Regions from separate parts of the Homo sapiens genome. Here region 1 is linked to region 2. Evidence: read pairs that join two places in POLR2A ChIA-PET (ENCODE). Cell type or tissue: Caco-2. All regions are shown on one strand.

The links. ChIA-PET counts read pairs that join two places held together with the same protein. Peaks named below come from ENCODE experiments on the same cell type or tissue, not always from the same donor. Only the 100,000 strongest peaks of a DNase experiment are listed, where the experiment ranks them.
Region 1: POLR2A ChIA-PET joins it to region 2 with 6 read pairs; 2 of 35 experiments call an interaction of 5 or more read pairs at or near these places.

What each region holds. Positions count from the first base shown.
Region 1 is chr10:96,897,879-96,900,378 of GRCh38, forward strand. The region is part of intron 2 of LCOR (ligand dependent nuclear receptor corepressor); the gene reads left to right. Among named protein-coding and RNA genes, the nearest start is that of LCOR, 67 kb to the left of the region's middle. In Caco-2, no CTCF peak of the experiment used is centred here; no DNase peak of the experiment used is centred here.
Region 2 is chr10:96,672,788-96,675,287 of GRCh38, forward strand. The region is part of intron 2 of PIK3AP1 (phosphoinositide-3-kinase adaptor protein 1); the gene reads right to left. Among named protein-coding and RNA genes, the nearest start is that of PIK3AP1, 46 kb to the right of the region's middle. RefSeq lists enhancers at 965-1,034, 1,165-1,234. In Caco-2, no CTCF peak of the experiment used is centred here; a DNase peak (open chromatin) is centred at 1,124.

The sequences.
Region 1 (2,500 bases), 230 kb after region 2:
TTTTTTTTGTTTGGTCAGATATCTGTTACCCTTCTGTTTTATTTCTATTTTTTCAAGTCTTTAGCTTGCCTGACACATAAAACAGAGTCCTTGTAAAATCTCCAACCTCTCAGTTAATTATAATGATGTAGGAATTAAAAAGAGTGTGTTTGCATTCATCCAACAAATATTTATTGAGCACTTACTTGAGGATGGTAGTTCAAAGTATAGGGTGATGTTAAAAGATGAATAAACTCCAGTTCTTTGCTGAAAATCTAGCGGATTAAATACCAAAAAAAGGTATATAAATAGTACAACTTGAGTACTGATGAGGATGTTCCTAACTTTGCCTGGGGCTTATGGGGTGAGATGGGGATACCTTAGAATTAGATTGAGGGTTGCAGGAAGAACATTGTAGGCTGACGACATATTGTGCTCAAGTGGCGTGGAAGCATTGACAGTATGTGTTGTGACTGATCAGTATGGCCAGAGCATAGTGTATGTATACAGAATATGGTAGCAGGAGAGACTGAAAAGATAATTTGGGATCAGATCCTATAATGATCATGCATGGCATCCAGAAATTGAAATCTTCACTATTGTCAGTGGAAAGCTATCAAATGTTTTTAAAACCTAGAAAGGATGATGTTTAGCAGCAGCATGAAGGGTGGATTCTGGTGGTAGAGATGGTGGTGTGGGAGAATACTAAGATAAATTAAAAATTAAGAGATGTTATTAATAGGTGGTGTGATGAAATGAAAAGAGCCTGGGCTTTAGAATCACAGGAATGGTTTTAAATCTAGATATTGGCCTTTGCAGTTTGGAACGAATTAGCTGCTTTGATTTTCAGGGTTGTTTGTTTTGTTTTGTTTTACACATTCTGGGTAGTAATAGTGCTTGTTTTACAGTATTCCTTTGAATATTTTGTTATGGGCATGAAGCACCTGCTATAGTGCTTGCCTGATACCAAATAAGGGTGCAGTTAATGATAACTGTCATTATTATCAACATGAGTGACATTTATTATAATTGTTAAGATAAGAGATAGTGAAAACCTGAATTTAGGGATGGAAAAGAGAGAACAGATTGGGAGGAATCTTTCTGAAGTAAAATGAATAGGACTCAATGACCGGAATACTTGGTGATTTATGGAAAGAATAGAATTGTGACTAACCGAGGTCTCTATTTAACCTGAATAACTTGGGGGGAAGGTGTTCGTGATGCCATTTTCTTAGTAATGAATACAGAATATAGACGAAATCTATGATTGAGATGAAGGAAAGGAGTAAAATGATTTTGATTTGGTGGGCATTTTTAGGTATTTAGGAGATTTTGGTGATAATATGAAGTAGGAAATTAGAAATTTGGTCTTAGGGCAAGAGATAAAGGATTGGAGAGTTATAAGTATCTGCATAGTAGTGGGAAAGCATGTTAATTTTGATTCCTTGACTAGAATTATAAATATCTTAACGGCAGGGCATATTTTTAAACATAACCCCTGTATCCCCACACTGCTGAGCTCTATGTAAACACTTGATTAATTCTTATTAAATGTGAGATTTAAAAAATAATATTCTTGATGGCTTTGTGAATAGAAAAGGTAATGCATAGTTATTTTGATTTTTAATTTTTAAATGTTCACTTTATTTAAATTTATAAACTTAAAACCTGGTTCTCTCTAAATACAGATCTTATTCTGTAACTAATTTTAACAAACTTTTGATAAATATCTTAATTTAACTTCTTAAAACATTTAAATCTGTAAGTATAAATTAAATTTATTTTCTCTGTAAATATTGATTAATAAAACCTTAGATACTTAAATAAATCTTGTAAATCTAATAATTTAAAATTGTAAATATAAACATCCTTAAGTTTTGTGAGTATTCTTATACAGGATGCAAACTTAGTAAAATTTCGGCTTAAAATCATAAGTCTAAATCAGCTGTTCAATTATACATTTTAAATTAGAATTACAAGGCTGGCTCTAATAGGCCAGATTTTCTTAAAACATTACAAATTTTTACCAAACAGGCATAGAGTACCTGTTTTGTAAACAGCTTTATTGAGACATAATTTACATACCTTACAATTCACCTATTTTAAGTGTGCAGTTCACCGATTTTTATTATAGTCACAGAATTATGCAACCATCACCACCATCTAATTTTAGAATATTTCCCTTAATACAAAAAGAAATGTGTTGCCCATTTGCAATTATTTTTTCATTTTCATTCAGCCATAGGAAACCACTAATGTACTTTCTTCTATCTATAGATTTGCCTTTTCAGTACATTTTATATCAATGGACTCATAGTATGTGGTCTTTTGTTTCTGTCCTTTTTTCACCTAACACAATGTGTTTTGAGGCTTATTCATCCATATTATAATTTTATTCCATTGTATGGATATACCACATTTTGTTTATCACAGATTACCTCTTAATATACAATAATTAAAATTTTAGTTCTTTTAAGTCATCCTATACTTGATTCTTTTTTTAAAAAAAGAAACCTGAAAA
Region 2 (2,500 bases):
CAACCTTCAGGAAGCTTTCCCAAATAGAGCTGCTCTATCCTCAACCAAGAAGCCAAGGGTCAGCTGGAGTTGTCTCAGCGCCCAGTGCCTCTGAACTTTTTGATTTGTTCTCCTTTGCTCCTTTCAGTGTCTCCAGGCACATGTGACAGAGATGACTATCTCCATTTTGCAGATGGAAAAATAGAGGCATGGGCCATGAACTGACCGGCCCTAGTTCATAAGCTTCTGGTTTAATGGTAGAACCACATGCAGAATTCAAAGCTCCCAACTCCAGATCTGGTTAGCAGAAGAACAGAAGGAACAGCCACTCTCAGAAAACATGACCCAAAAGGGGAAAAGATTCTGCTAGGTGAGCTGCATCTCAGCCACAGACTGACATTCCCTCAACCAGTCTCTGGGATATAAACCTGGGAAGGGTTGGAGGAAAATCTACTTCCCCACCATGGTAAATGGGCTGCACAAAAACCCACCTCTATCCTGGATTCAGCGTCTCGGGCTGCATCTACCATGCACAGGCAACCAGAAGAGCACAGGTAAGCTTCCTTGGCGGGGTTTATCAGGATCCTTAGGGAGCACTATCCAACCTGTATCCCATCTCCACACCTGTGAGAAAGTGCTCCCCTCTAGGCACCCAGGTCTGGAGGCCTGCAGGCCCCTGTTTCCTCGTTCAGGAAACCCCAGTGTTGCTAACAAAGCAGGAGCTACCACAGCCCCCCCCGAAAGGCTTCCTCTTTCTTCATCTCTTTCAGACACTTATAAATGTGCTTCCTCTCCCTATGTAAATTTCGTCCAAATGGCACAACGCAGGCTTGTCATGAGGCCATTAATAACTCACCTTTTCACAGGCTCTTCTTGGTTTCCTGGTTCAGGAATCAGTTCTTATCTAGACAGACACTGATGTCTGGATTTACTGGTGTGAGGACGGACAAATGGGCTTTGTCTGGGGCAGGCCACATAAATGTGATTTATTTTCACTAAGTCAAGAACTGAGAGGCTGAAGGCAACTCTTGACAATAACTAAGCTGAAGAAATTGAGAGTAAAATTTCTTCCCTTTTGTCTGTCTCCCACTCAATGGTCAAAGTCCCAGGAAAGGCTGAAACGGTGTTTACTTTCCCCCACTTAGGCTGACCCTTCGCATTCCGACCAGCTGAAAGGATGGAACTGGCTGGTCAGTTTCACTTTCCACTTTCAGGAAGGGTAACTTTCTGTTCTCATCCCTCACCGTGAAAGGCTGCATCTGGCTTTGTGGCTTGGTCAAGGCTGGGTGGAGGTGGGGGTGTGATGCTTCTTGGCGAAGGGCTTAAAGAAATATGAAACAAGATGGCATTCCAAATTCTGCATAAATATAGGCCAAAATTAAAACTCCTTTAACCCAGGAGTTGCTGGCCTTAGTGGTCCAATATTAAAATCAGGGCTATTAAGGCCAAGACTCTAAAGATATTCTACAGTATTTCCTAGCAGCACAAACGCAATTACTAACAGATTCTGGAAAAGCACATTCAGCTAAGCCACAGAAGACCTGGATTCAAGTCCCATCTCTGCCACTTCCTGGGTAATCTTGATATTTCTAAGCTTCAATTTCCTCTCCTTTAAGATGGATTTATTTATGCCTGCCTGGTTTGTTGCACAGGCTTATTGGAATTAAGTGATCAACATGCAGAAGCCCTTTGAAAACTGAAAAGTGCAAGACAAAGTTAAATCAATTAGTGTTGTTTATCTGTTGACCAAATTTTTCTTCTACTAGACTGTGATTTCTCTGAGAACAGATTTCCTGACATTCATTCATCTTTGTATCCCCAGGGCTTAGAATATAGTGAGAAATCAATAAATACTTCTTGCATGAATGGATGAATCGATGAATGAGATAAGACCAACCACCTAAGTTACTAGCAGGGAAAGCAACACCTCAGGGAGGACCACTGTAAGGCTTTGTGCCTGGAGGCTTTTAGTGTGGAATCTGGAGAGAAACAGGAAACTGTTTAACCCTCTAATTTATGATACCAGCGTGAACCAAGCTTCGCTGAAAATTCTGCATGGTACACTGTGTTAGTCCCAGTCTTCCGAGAAACAAAAGCTAAAATGAGATTAAACATACAAGGTGTTTTGTTTTGTTTTGTTTTTTGAGACGGAGTCTCACTCTGTCGCCCAGGCTGGAATGCAGTTCTGCAATCACGGTTCACTGCAACCTCCACCTCCTGGGTTCAAGCAATTCTCCTGCCACAGCCTCCTGAGTAGATGGGATTACAGGCATGTGTCACCACGCCCAGCTAATTGTTGTATTTTTAGCAGAGATGGGTTTTCACCATGTTGACCAGGCTGGCCTTGAACCCCTGACCTCAGGTGATCTGCCTGCCTCAGCCACCCAAAGCGCTAGGATTACAGGTGTGAGCCACTGCACCCGGCCATATAAGGATTTTGTCAGGGAAAGTGCCTGGGAAGGAAAATGGGGAGGGAGGGTGGGAAAACCTTGTAGCTGTCTGAGCCCAAATGAATAAGAGG